2 separate regions of the Homo sapiens genome follow, and region 1 is linked to region 2. The links are chromatin contacts, found by Hi-C in ENCODE. All regions are on one chromosome and are shown on one strand. Each heading gives the region's core, a stretch centred on a gene start or an enhancer-like site at or near the end of the contact. The rest is flanking DNA. Distances are from core to core; before and after follow the strand shown. Region 1 overlaps SYT16 (synaptotagmin 16). Region 2 overlaps MNAT1 (MNAT1 component of CDK activating kinase).

Region 1 (7,397 bases), core at 3,033-5,532, 1.3 Mb after region 2:
GTACTAAATGTTCTCAGACTCCAAAAATACCCAGACATCTCTGTGTGCTCCATTCAACCTCCTATCTATTTTGAGAAAAAACTGTAATTTGGTGCTCCTACAGTAGAACCTCAAATCCAACTCGGAGGCAGTTCCCGTAACTGCCTGCTTTGCAGGCTTAGCTTGCCTTTTAAGAAATGATTTATTTGCCTCTTAGCTGTATTGAGAACTCTGTCTTCCCCTGTGTATCTGGCATCAGGAACATATTGTAGGCCTGTTTACTTTAGGCCACACAGATGACATCAACACTATCTTACTAAAACAGAAAGGCTTTCAATTTGACAGAAAATCTTTAAACCTACCTGGGTTTTGACAATTTGACACAAGTATTCTCATCTTAAGGAAAAGCCCAGGATATTGGAGCTCAAGGAATCATTTATTTTGTCTCAGCAGGAAACTGGTCGTGCAGTGTGACTACCTGTTAGGCTGATGGATTTTCGAGCTCTGCTCTTCTCTGCTGGCGAAGGCCTTTGGCTTTTTCCTGCAGACCCAGGGCTTGGCAGGAAAGACAATGGGAGTGTGGCTGGTGATTTTGAGCACACAGGGAGACAGGTGTCCCACTTTTCATCTCTGCTTTCCACTGATTAATTGGTTGGCCTTGAGAAGTTAATTAAAATCTGCCAAATGGGGATAAGAATGAAGAGATTTTTACCTTGCAGGAAGGTCAGATGGATTAGTGGTATTAACAGTACCCAAGTGAGGAGCTCCTTCAGTTGCCTGGTGAGAGGTAAAGTGTGTTGAAATAATTAATTGCTATGAAAATACCAGCATTCACAAATCTTTTTCTCAAATCAACCCAGGGAGGGGCTACAAAGCCCAGTTTTCATGGGCCACAGCTTGAATTGGCCTATCCAAAGCCCAGCCATTGGCAGGATCTGTTTATTCAGAGGAGTTCTTAGGACAGTCAGGAGCTCTACCCAGGACTCTCTTAGAAACCTGCAGGTGGAGTGAGCATTTATCCGAAGAGACAGCCTGATACATAAGTGGAGAGAGCTCCTCATTCACTAAAATATTTTTACCTTGGCATTGAAGTTGACAAAACTAAGAGCTATTAACTAACATTAAGAGCAGGGGCCTCAAAGGATGTGAAAACCACAGAGAGTGTGATTCCAACCCCCACCTTCCGTCTTCTCCCCCTTCATCTTGTGCGCTTGCTCTCTCTCTCTCTCTCTCTAGTGCTCTCTCGCTCTCTCTCTCTCTCTCTATATATATATATATAAACACACACACACACACACACACACATATGTCTATATGTAGAAATAGTTATGCCTAAAGGTTTGGGGAAGAAGAAAGGAGACTGTATGTTTCAAAATAAGGTTTGAAATTTTGAGTATTGGATACGAGTTAAGGCAGGCCTGGGACTCAAACTGCCAGGGCATGAGTCCTGGATAATCTTGTCTGGGAATTTGATCTGGGCTTGGGGGGAGAGAGCGTGTTAGTTATTTAGTCTTTCTAAGCTTGAGTTTCGTCCTCCATAAAATGAAGATATTAAAATACCTACCTCATTGCATTGATGTAAATATTCAAAAAGATAATGTTTCTTAGTTGGGTTCCTCAAAAAAGCAGAGCCTACGTAAAGGCTTTGTTCCCTGCTTTGGGAGTGCAACCCCAGGGAACAAAAGTGCGAGACAAGGGAAGTAAGGCAGGGAAGAAGGGAGGTCAAGTGTGAGAATACACAGTTGAATTGGCCACCACTCAGTATGGCTAATTGCCTGATCTTGTGTGATCACACTCCAAGAAGCTGTATGAACTGATAGGACAACTGACTACGGGGCAAAAAGTAGACTTCACATATATTGGTGTCAAGCAGGGTTCTGCAGCTGTCTAAGCCTTGGCGGTCGACAGAGAGACCAATGATAAGAAATGAGAATTATATTGTGTGGGTAGAAGGTAAGACTTTATTGAGTAGTTCCAGGCTGAAACTACTTAGAGCCCATATAGGCTGTGCCTTAGGGGAAGATGGAACATGAGTTAAGGCCAAGAAGATCTGAAGTGTTTAAGAGCCAATTTTTATAGTCTGTAAAGGATTTGATATGGTATTTGGCATAAGAAATAGTTTAGTAGATGTTAGCTATTATTACTTATGGTCAGAAATGCAATACAGAGATGATCAAGAGTAGGCTAAAATAGATGGGAGTTTTAGGAAGAGACAAGGGAGTTTGAGAGAAGATTCTGACTTGATTTTTGAGTTGGCCTAAATCCTTGGAGACTTGCTTCTAATATATATACACTAGTCAGTTGTATTCAAAAGTCTCTATAGCAACCACTTTTATCACTTGAAACTAAGTACCTCTGAATAGAAACACTCACGCATGATTGCATGCTCACAGGAAAGGATATAAGAAGCTTCACTTATTTTACAAGAAATCTAAATTTTCTTGCAGGCTAATTTGAATCTTAAAAGAAAAGGATATTTATTAGATGTCTACTGTCTGTCAAGTCCTCTACTTTTTACAACATCCCTACACAGAAGGTACCATCTCCATTTTACAGTTGAGGAAAATAGAACATGGAAAGGATTAAATGACTTGCCCAGTGTCATAGAGCTAGTAAGTGGTAGGCCTGGGCTTCCTAAGGAAATACGAACCCAGAGAACCATGAACTTTCACCCAGACTATGTGGGAAAGTTTCATTGATGGATGCACATTTTGAGGCATTGTATTATAATTTGAAACGAGATCTCTAAATTAGCAAGTTCTGGTGTTCAATTGCATAAATAAGAACTGGTTTGCAATAAGAATCAGATCAAAGTTTAGTTACAGGTAAGGATCATGCCTTCAGAGGAAAATAGAATTATTATTGACATTATTTATAATTTGTTAGTGGGGTGGTTCATTATAATAAATGCAGCCTAGCTCAGTTTTCCCAGTAAGGTCATCAGATCTGAGTGGCTGCATGTAAATTGCTACCCAAGGGTGACATTCCATAAAGAGGGATGTGTGTTTGAGAATAGGTAGCACCAGTCCAGTGGTGGGAATAGATATTTATGCAGTCTGGTCTAAGCCAGGTATTTTCATATCAATGAAAACCTCACAACAACACACCAGCAAGTAGGCACATTAATGTGCATTTTTAAGCTAGACTACCGAGAGGCTGGTCTATTTGGCCAGGGTAAAAAAGCTAGTCAGTGGTAGAGTTATGATTTCAATTTAGGTGTTCTGGCTCCAGGCTCAGTGTTGCTGTTTACTAAAGGGCTGTGGAGGTGTCCTCCTAAATCCTTGCTGCTCAAAGTGTGAGCCGAGGCTAGCAGCGTCAACATCCCTTGTGCCTGTCCCAGAAATGGCAGGATCTCAAGCTCCACTCCAGACCTACTGAATCAGAATCCTCAGATGATTTAGGTCTACATTAAAGTTTGAGAAGCTCAGCCCTAAACCTTTTCTCCCACTTAGATTGAAAATATACTGAAGCATCACCTTCCTGGGACTCCCATCAAAATTCTTGTCTGTAGAAAGCTCTTGCCTGTGGAGAACAGGCTCAGGCTCAACCATCTGTATTTAGGGACACAAGGAAAAGTTGCCTATGGACAATTGCCTGTTGACTTAATTTTAGATTTAGCATCTCAGTTGGTTTCAATGATCCTGGGCAATTGTGCTTTTTGAGAGGCAGTATATATGAAAACACTTTGCAAAAATATAAAAGCTTTAGTTATCCATTCCAAAAACATTCACGAAGGCGCACCATATGCTAGGCACTTTGCCGTCAAAGAATTCACAGTTTAATGCAGCGATAGACCAGTAAACAGACCTATCTGATATAGAGGGAATACACTGGCAGTTAGAAAGCAGGGATTCTGAAGGAGCACAAAGGGGCACCAACTGGCCAAAATGTAATTGGGTATCATCATTTCCATTTCTAATTGTTTCCTCTGCCTGCAACAGGAACAGGACAGGACCAATTTGCAGGTGCCATCCGGGGTCTCAGAGCCCATCTCAAAGTGTGGTGACCTAGATGTCATCTTTGAATATAGAGCCGCCAGCCAGAAGCTCACAGTGACCATTGTGAGGGCACAGGGCCTCCCAGATAAGGACCGAAGTGGTGTCAACTCCTGGCAAGTTCATGTAGTGCTGCTGCCTGGTAAGAAACACAGGGGCAGGACGAACATACAGAGAGGGCCCAACCCCGTCTTCAGGGAGAAGGTCACCTTTGCCAAGCTGGAGCCCAGAGATGTGGCTGCCTGTGCTGTCCGCTTCCGCCTGTACGCTGCCCGGAAGATGACCCGAGAGAGAATGATGGGAGAGAAACTATTCTATCTCAGCCACCTGCACCCAGAAGGGGAAATGAAAGTGACTCTGGTTCTGGAGCCAAGAAGTAATATAAGCGTGAGTATGTTAAATGGTGCTGCTAATGATGTGGTGTGTTCGAAGACCTGGGATTGTCAGCCCTTGATTTAGTACGTTCAGTCTGTGAATTCAGAGACTTTAATTTAATTTTCCATTTGGCTCTCCTCACCCTTGTAAGCCATGATTTGCACTTCATGGTACAATGGGTCTTTCATGCCTGTCTTCCTGATAACCTGATGGATAAATGCCCTGTCCATTTTAGGACAAAATAGCAGCAGTGTGGTAGAGGGCATGGAGAAAAACAGGGAAGGTGGCTTGGCCCTCTGGATTGTGGATAACTGATCCTACTCCTCCTGCCCCCAATCTGCATCATGATGAATCTCAGAGATGGGACTTTCTGGGCAAGGTTCTTAACGGGTATGCTGGGGCAGACTGAGAGAGCAGCCCAGAACTTCAGCTGCTTCTGAAACCTTTCATTTGTGTTACTACCGTCTTCCCTCATACCCCATTTCCCTGCTTGCCACAGGGTTTCAAGGAAAGGTGTCATAATTTACATGCCTACAGGATGGGCAGCTCACTACTGCTGTGGGTTATATGTCATGTAGTATGCCCATCTCCTTTTACAAAACCACGTTAACAGATCAGGGAGCTCTGTAGGCTCTGGATTCAATCAGTCATTCATTCAGAGATGTTTACTGTCAATTATGGTATAGGCAAAGTGGATGCAGGAAAGAACTAAGCAGGCGATGCCTCTGCCCTTGGAGAGCTTGCAGTCTAGTGGTGGCCAAGTAGGCAAGGAGACAGAGTGATAGGCTGCCGCTTGTTTAGAGGATCAGAGAAAGTTTCTTTGAGGTGGTGATAAAACGCCGGAACTCAAAGCATCGAGAGAGCGAGGCTGGTGCTGTGAGGAGGATGAGAGTTCCAGACAGAGTGAACAGCACATGCAAGCAGTCAGGATGTGGGGTGGCCGGGGGAGTGGGGAAGCTTGTCATATCTGAGGAAGAACAAAGGAGACAGAAAGTCTGGACTGTAGTGGTGGCAGATCTGTCTGCTTAAATGTCCAATGATGTCTCAAAATTAACGTCTTCAGGCCTGAAATCCTGATTTTTGCCTCCCTAAATCTATTCCCCCTGCAGTCTTCTCCATGTTGCTTAAAGGCAGTTGCATTCTTCCAATTGCTGGGGTCAAAAATCTCAGAAGTCATCTGTGACTTTTCTGTTTTCCACCTGAAATCCTATTGGCTCTATCTTCAGGTACAACCAGAACCTGGCTCTCTGCTGGATTACTGAAATAGCTGCTCAGCGGTGGTCTTTCCACTTCTGCCTTTGCCTCTACAGACTCTTCTGGACATGGGAGCCAGAATGAGCTTTTTAAAGTTATAAGCCAGATGATGTCTCAGCTCTGCTCAGATCTCCCTTTTTTCTTAATATCTGAGTAAAGCACATCGGAAATGATGGAAAACAGAATGCAGTGGAGATCAGAAGGGATCCTGCGTGATAGAGCTTGGGAATGGGGATGATCACACCCATATTTATGCTTGCTAGGCCCTATGCTGTGTGCTGGTGGCACGGAGTTGAATGGGGAAAATGAGCTAGTGTAAAAGAACTTTGCAGGTGGAAGTCTTTCATTCACCAGTTATTTGTTGAGCACAGTTATGTGCCAGACATTAGGCTATGCACCAGGGACTGAGAGATTTATACGGATTCAGAATTTGATGGGAGAGGCAAGCAGTGAGTGACAGGTGCCACAGCGGGAAGCTTTTATAGGAGCACAGGAGGGGGAGTGAGTCTCACTTAAGAGTAAGCAAATATTTCATTGTTGAATTTTTATCTTCTAGACAGCAGGGTCTGTAAGACATCTATCACGACCACCTAGCCCTGCCGTTTACAAACTATGTTCCATACAGCCTCAGGTTAGGTGGGGGGCGCTCTGCAGAAATGTCTGTGGTTTGGTAAACAGGATACTTTCCTGCAGATGGGCAGAATATTTGATTCCTTTTATTGGTTCTAATTATTGAGTTTCTGGTCAGAAATTTGAAGAAATGATTTCAAACATTGAGAAGAAAGGTTTAAGTCAAGTCTAATGCCCTTGTTTCTGGTGGAGGAGATGGTGTTTCAGGGGGACAGGATTGCCTGCCCCCACAGGGTCGATTCCTACTCCCGTGCCTTGAGGGACAATCAGTGTCCTTCTCAGTTTTGTGCTCCTCCTCCCGATGTGCCCGTGCCTGGTGGGGAAGTGTAGGTGCTCAGGAGAAGCGTGCCCATGAATAAACATGACAGAAAGCTCAGGTTCTCCTGGGCTCACTTGGTGCCTGCCAGGTCGCTGAGACCCACAACCCATGTGTTGTCTTTTTTCTCAAACAGTTGTAAACGTGCTCATTTGTAATGTAAGTTATTTCTTTAAAAGGCAAAATTTGGCACCTGGCATATATTTAACAACCTTAAGCAGAACTAGGAGCCAAATGTTCTATGTGGGGGTAGACGTCCAGTGGTCATTTCTTTTATAGTTAAGACACAACGCCTCCTGTATTGCCATATTCATCAAGGAGCTGCAGAGAACAGAAACAAACCTCAGGCCTGGAGTGGAGGGGTTCCTTAGAAACATCCAAGCACAGATTACACAGGGGGGAATTTGAGTCTATATTGAATGTATTATTAACTCTCCTTGTATCTTAGAGGGTTTGATTTACACTAGTAATAACGTCTTTGTCCGTTTTGCCTTTAGAGAGGAAATATTGAATGGAGACAGCTCTTGAAACAAATATGTCAGTTCCTAATGCAGGGATCTCATCCGTGACTGTGCTCCCTGGGCCCATTGTAATTCACGCCGAGTGCGCCCTTAGTCATCTTTGGCAGTCATTGGGGATTGGGTCACAATTTCACCAAACATAATATCGGCTTTCTCTAAAAGAGAGTAGTGCAGCGTGGGCCAATGGATTCTTTGTTGTTCTTCCCCTCCAGAGTGGAGGGTCTCCGCTCAGCCCATCTGCGGTTTCTCACAGTGATAGTACTTCATCCACGCAGTCGCTGTCTCATGGAGGGGCGCCAGAGCTGTTGGTGGGGCTCTCGTACAATG
Region 2 (6,994 bases), core at 201-2,700:
AAAAAATGTTTTGACAAAAGAAAAAAATTATACATAATACTTTCACAGAGGAGTTCTTTTAATTTTTATCTTCTTATTTGTATGTGTGTGTGCTGTGTAGTCTCAGCTGCTCTGGAGGCTGGGGTAGGAGGATTGCTTGAGCCCAGGGGGTCAAGGCTGCAGTGAGCTATGAGTGTGCCACTATATTCCAGCCTGGGTGACAGAGTGAGGCTCTGTCTCAAAGCAAACAAACAAAAAACACTTTGGAGAATGCTGTTTTAAGTTTTGACTCAGTAACTAATTTTGTAAGAAATTTCATATTACTCTACCATTGTACTACTTATTATTATTATTTTTTGAGATGGAGTCTCACTCTGTTGCCCAGGCTAGAGTGCAGTGGTGTGATCTTGGCTCACTGCAACCTCTGCCTCCTGGGTTGGAGCAGTTCTCCTGCCTCAGCTTCCCGAGTAGCTGGGATTACAGGTACGCACCACCATGCCCGACTAATTTTTGTATTTTTAGTAGAGACAGGGTTTTGCCATGTTGGCCAGGCTAGTCTTGAACTCCTGACCTCAGGTGACCCACCCACCTTGGCCTCCCAGAGTGCTGGGATTACAGGCGTGAGCCACCGCACCTGGCTTGCACTAGTTATTTATTGCTGTCTAACAAATTATCCTAAAACTAAATGGCTTAAAATAACAAACATTTATTTTCTCACGGTTCTTGTGCATCAGGAATTTGGGCATGGCTGAGCTGGGTAGTTTTGGCTCAGGGTGTCTCATGAGATTGCAATCAAGTTTCAGCTGGGGCTCTATTCATTTGAAGGCTTGACTGGAGTTGGAGGATAAACAGTTGACCATTAAACAACATGAGTTTGAAGTGTGTGTCCACTTATATGTGGATTTCAAAAAACAAAACAAATAAGAATTGAAAATACAGTATTCACAGTATGCAAAACCCCATGTATATGGAGGGCTGACTGTATTAAGCTCACTCATGTGGTTTTTGTCAGGAGTCCTCAGTTCTTTACTGTTATTTTTTGGCTAGAGGTGTCAGTTCTTTGTCACATGGGCCTCTCCTAAGGATTTCTTCAGTGTTCGCACAACATAGTAGCTTTCTTCTCCTCAGGTGGATGATTCAAGAGAGAGACAAACAGAAGCCACGATGTCTTCTATGAACATCATTCAGACACCATCGTTTCTGCTGCATTCTGTTTGTTCAGAGTCCTAAATACAGCTCACATTCAGAGGAAGGGGAATTGGGCTTCCCCTTTTGATGAAAGAAGTATAAAGAATTTGTGGCCATATGTAAAACCACACCAACCACATATGTATATTTATCACTGGAATACCTTGAATCCAAGAGGGCTCCCAGTGATTTTTGTCTCCTACTTTTTATGTCCTTGCTTAGTTTCTCCCTGATTGTATCAGGGTTGCTTGTATAACCAATCGAATATGGTAGAAGTTTCTCATTTCCAAGGCTAGGTCTTTAACAAAGACTTTGTGGCTTTCCATGTGGTTACTCTCTATGTTCTTGGGCAACTTGCTGTCATGAAAGACAGTTTATGTGTCGTCAGCAGCCTTATGAAGTTCCGTGTGGTTAAGAACTGAGACCTTCTACTAACCGCCAAGTCAGTGAGCCATCTTAGTCTTCAGTCCCAGTCCTGTCTTCAGATGACTGCAGCCCCAGCTGATATCTTGACAAATAAGCTGCTCCTGGATTCCTGACACTGAGAAATTTTGTGAGATAATAAATTGTTTATTGTTTTAAGCTGTCAAGCTTGGTGGTGTTTTGTTATGCAGCAACAGATAACTAATAGAATCCCTTCATCTTTATTAAAACAAAAGGCACATTGCCAAAAGCTGTACACATATTAGGGATTTTATTTTTTTTTTAATAATAGGGAGAAATTTCTTCTTTTTTTTTTTTTTTTTTGAGACCGAGTCTCGCTCTGTCGCCCAAGCTGGAGTTGGAGTGCAGTGGCACGATCTTGGCTCACTGCAACCTCCGCCTCCCAGGTTCAAGCGATTCTGCTGTCTCGCTCTCCTGAGTAGCTGGGACTACAGGCGTGTGCCACCACACCTGGTTGATTTTTTTTTTATTTTTAGTAGAGACGGGGTTTCACCGTGTTAGCCACGATGGTCTCGATCTCCTGACCTTGTGATCTGCCCGCCTCGGCCTCCCAAAGTGCTGGGATTATAGGCGTGAGCCACCGCGCCTGGCAATAGGGAGAAATTTCTAAGGGCGCATGTTCAACAAGCCATTGTCATTAGAGAAGTGGCTTTTGTTCAGAGGCATATGAACTACTTTTATTCAGAAGTAATCAAGGGGGAATCTAGTAGTATTGTAAAGGTAAACATTTTAATATCATGTAAGATGTGATAATAATTTAGTGTTTTTAGTGAGAATCCTGTAAGCTTCCTGTCATTGACTAAGGTCTGGATTACATTCTATAACGCATGAAGTAGCAATTTGAGAAACTAATTCTTTATAAAAATACTTTCACCTTGTTAATAGATTTGTTTCTGTAAGTAAGAAATACAGTGGAGTTGAATCTTATGTGGAATTTGTATATACGTATTTTTTTTTTCCAGAGACAAAATCTCACTCTGTTGCCTGGGCTAGAGTGCAGTGGCATGATCACGGCTCACTGTAACTTCAAACCTCTGGGCTCAGGAACCCTTCTGCCTCAACCTCCCAAGTAGCTAGGACTATAGGTGTGTGCCACCATGCCTACCTAATTTTTTTTTTTTTAGTTGCCCAGGCTGGAATGCAGTGAAGTGATCTCAGCTCACTGCAACCTCTGCCTCCCAGGTTCAAGTGATTCTTCTGCCTCAGCCTCCAGAATAGCTGGGACTGCAGGCACGTGCCACCACACCTGGCTACTTTTTGTATTTTTAGTGGAGACGGGGTTTCACCATGTTGGCCAGGATGTTCTTGATCTCCTGACCTCATGATCCACCCGCCCTGGCCTCCCAAAGTGCTGGTATTACAGGCGTGAGCCACTGTGCCTGGCCTAATTTTTTATTTTTTGTAGAGACAGGGTCAGGCTTTGTTGTCCATACTGGTCTTGAACTCTTAGGCTCAAGCCATCCTCCTGCCTCGTCCTCCCAAAGTGTTGGGATTGTAGGCTAGTCACTGCACACAGCCTGGAATTTGTATTCTAAAGTCATGTAAAGCAGAAAATATAGTGAAGATTACCCTTAATATTAAGGATCAGAAATTGTCCATATGGGTAAATAATTTTTCATTAAACCTAGCGCAGCCAGTTTTCCTTCCAGCATAGTAATAAATCAGTATTCCTCACCTGAACAGCAGATGAAGTAATTGGCTCTTGTTTTGGCATTATACTGAAAAGACTTACCTTTAAACACTGTCATATATAGTCCAATAAGATGCTTGTCCTAGGAGAGGCATTGAAACTGAGTGCAACAGAGGGAACAGCAGAGTGACATCTCTCATTTTATGATTACTCTGGGGTATAGAGATAGTCACTGAGAGGAGAGGCTGGGGAAATGGGACCGCTTTCTAAAAATGTATCTCTGTCTCTTTTTGCTGAACATATATAAGTGAATTTGTGTAAGTATGCACATGATGTGATGCCATTGTGTAATGCTTCTGAAACGTAAATACTTGTCTTTTTTTGGGAAATGTAGACTTTTTATTTCTTTCATTATGATGCTTAGATTATTTGATAGCCTATTTAATGGACTATGGGATAAGAAAGATTGAGTTTTGTTAACTTACATATAGCACAATGTGGGAACCTCTGTTCATAACGAGCTGTCTATGTCATTAAGGAAAGTTTCAGTGATAGTACACAACCATACACATTTGTTGAACATATGCATTAAAGACAGAGTTATATTGAAAAAAGTTTAGAATAGAACTTCTGCATTTTGGAGTATGCTACACTTGTCTGGAAAAGTTACTGTCAGATAATGTTTTGTTACTCTTGGAACATGCGTTATTGTACATGAAATTCTGAACTTTTATAGAGTATGAGCTAAGAAGTGCTTTTCCCATTACTAAGGAGGCTGAATATTCAAGAGTGATCATGGAAGAATTTTAAAAAATAGTATATTTTTATACTTCACAGTGTCTTATGGATTGCTTACCATTTAACAGTTAAGCTGGAGGATGGAAAAATCTTGATGTAAGTGGTAGGAACTTCTGCCAACTGGAAATCAATTAAAATGAAAATAAAGCAAGTATAAAGTTTTAGTGTTACTGGGAAGATACCATTTGACTCACAAAGGTGTCATTCATGTGCTCTTTCTGGCTATATACCTGTGGCCTAAAGCTGTGGTCTTTTGGGGATTTAATTATTAATACAGAAATGTGTTTTACAAAATAGAGCCATGTCTATTTTGATGCCATATAGTTTCTTTTTAAAATGTATAAATGCCCTTGCGTTTTTTTGGGCAAAATCAATCATGCTGTCTTGTATTTGGAGGTAAATGACAACAGGATATTCACTTCCAGTTTAAGTAGTAGCCTACAGTTTCTCTTGAATTTAGTTTTTGGCTTGGTTAAACCATTAGTGTATTTGACCTGGACTAGAACTTGATTTTAAGATGTCATCAGCTGTGAGTTCCCAAGTGACTGGCTCTCACATTTCACTGAGAGAGAACAGGCTATTTGACTTGTTAGTTTGAAGAAATCATATGCAACTTTCTGGTACTGCAGAAGTTGTTCAGAAACATAACACAGAGTACTAAGAAGCTAAAAATTTCCTGTTTAAAACTAACGGTGTATGGAGTAATTTATTTTGTGGAATCTGGAGGGATTGGTGTTTGAGATGGAAATACATACTGATCTGACAGTTTCTTACTCTTATTTACCTCTTTCCTCAGTTTTTGGTGATAATTCCAAGTTATATTAATATATAGACTGTATCAAGCCACTATGAAAATTTTATCTAAATGCAGTTCCAGATTTTGCAGTATTTTAGTGCATTTTTTTTTATTGTCCACACACACCCACACACAGGCTAGAATGTTTGACATTTTCTGGTCATCAATTGAGACACTGAAATGTCTTGTTTGATAAAGTTATATTTTGTTTCAAAGATATTTTTAATAGACTGTTCCTAAGCATTTGAACCAAACAGCAGCTATGAGCTTAGGGCTTTAGGGCAAGATTTCCTAGAATATCATTCATGTTACTCCTAGTTTACATCAGAATATAGGAGACAAACTATAATTTAGTTTCAGTTAATACTTTCCAAATTTTTACCCCTGTGGCATTTGTCTGAGAAATACTGATGAGTCACAGAGATTCCCTTTCTGTCCTTAACTAGAACATATGTAGAATAGGAAATAGGAGAAAACTGTTCATGCATTTCCGTGCTTTTAGGTTTTTTTCTGCTCTTGGCAGTGTATTGATTCTGATGCTTTACTTATTTTGTAATTTTTATTTTATGACTTCCTGTGTACAAGGAGTTGATGATGCAAAGTTGAATCAGAGGTAATTTTTGCCCTGAGGTCTCATTGCTAAGTATGGAAGATAGACAAACAAAATGTTACAATACACTACAATAATTGTTATGATGAGTGTTGTTGGAACCATCTAAGGAGCATAATTTAGATGGTAGAGGGCAGTGGGACCAACAAATATACCAGATATTCAAATAAGAAATCTGAGGTCATACTATATGTACTAGGCTTATTTCTAAGCCCTACGAAGTTGTGCCCATAACTGTCTCCTTAATAACTTCCAAATTACAGATTTTATCCTATTCCCCTTGTAGTCTATGTCTTCCTTATCTCTACTTGGACTTTTTTTTTTTTTTCTTTTTGAGGTAGGGTTTTGCTTTGTTGCCCAGGTGAGAGTGCAGTGGCAAGATCATGGCTTCTTGCAGCCTTGACTTCAGGGCTCAAGCAATCCTCTCATGTCAGCCTCCTCAGTAGCAGGAACTACAAGTGTGTGCCACTACACCTGGCTAATTTATCTTTTTGTAGAGACAGAGTCTTACTGTGTTGCCCAGGTTGGTCTCGAACTCCTGGGCTCAAGTGATCCTCCCACCTCAGCCTCCCAAAGTGCTGGGATTACAGGTGTGAGCCACGTTGCCTGGTCCACTTGGACTATTTCAACTGTCTCCTGGCCGAGGACTGCTTCAAGCTTAATTAACATGGATACTGCTTACTACCGCCCACTCCTCCCAACCCTCCAAAAAAAAACCCCCAAATTCAGAAAACAAAACAAAAAATAGTCTTCCCCTTTTAACCATGATACTTCCTGCTTAAACTTCTTTGGTGGTTTCTTGTGTCTTCCACCAATGCTTCTCACATTTTAAAAAGTAACATTAACAATGGAGGAAAACAAATTTGTACCCCTAGTTTGTCTGGAGGTGCAACTAGAAGTGTCGCTTTGAAAGCCCCTTTGAAGTTTTGGTTGACCTTAAAAATGCATGTAAGATTTTAATTTTTTAATATTTTCTGTTAGTATTAAAACAAAAAGTATATGCCTTCCTAATTTTTTATCTCATACCCCTAACCTTTGCATAAAATTGATGTTTTAGGAAGACGCACCACGTTTTCCTCTGGCTTTATGTAATCCCTGACACACAGACCCCACATCATCCTGTAGTTCAGTATTTTCAAACTGTGTTGCCTGAGAGATTTCAAACTGAAACTCTGAGAGATTGTTTGAGGCAGCTGCTCATTGTCATCCCTTAAACTAGAGCAGTCTCCATTTATCTGTTTACATATTAGGTTTCTGGGTAACATTTAGTATGAAGAAAGAGTTCTGTTATTAAAGAAATATAAGCCTGAAAAATGCTACTGTAATATATGCTAAAAATCCAAATTCCTTAGCTTATCATGTAAAGATTTTTCTGGTCTGGTCTCTGCCTATTTTACTTTTCTTTCTTCTCTCTCTCCTCAGCTTCCAGCACCTTTCCTAGAGATTGAAACTTGAAACCTGAGGGTGAAATTAATTTTGTTTGGCCCTGGAGTGTTGGCTTGCACAGCATTTAAATTAAAACAAAACAAAAAATGAATTAGTTGCCAAC

Evidence for each region. Hi-C counts contacts between places; a loop is a spot of excess contacts on that map. Pooled maps may share reads with other maps.
Region 1: a loop to region 2 is called in a pooled map, with 17 times the contacts of the local background. The contact joins two enhancer-like sites. A Hi-C loop is called at or near these places in 3 of 37 single-sample maps with no recorded cell type and 3 of 50 pooled maps.

The regions. Positions count from the first base shown.
Region 1 is chr14:62,076,914-62,084,310 of GRCh38, forward strand. It overlaps SYT16 (synaptotagmin 16), which reads left to right. Exons shown (of 8, transcript NM_001367656.1): 6 at 3,921-4,361; 7 at 7,283-7,397. Among named protein-coding and RNA genes, the nearest start is that of LINC00644, 59 kb to the right of the region's middle. RefSeq lists an enhancer at 4,159-4,278. Within about 2 kb of position 4,283, at least 3 of the 41 ENCODE cell types and tissues checked have a DNase peak (open chromatin) inside an H3K27ac peak, as active enhancers do.
Region 2 is chr14:60,752,446-60,759,439 of GRCh38, forward strand. The region is part of intron 1 of MNAT1 (MNAT1 component of CDK activating kinase); the gene reads left to right. Among named protein-coding and RNA genes, the nearest start is that of MNAT1, 21 kb to the left of the region's middle. RefSeq lists enhancers at 931-1,210, 1,621-1,670. Within about 2 kb of position 1,451, at least 5 of the 41 ENCODE cell types and tissues checked have a DNase peak (open chromatin) inside an H3K27ac peak, as active enhancers do.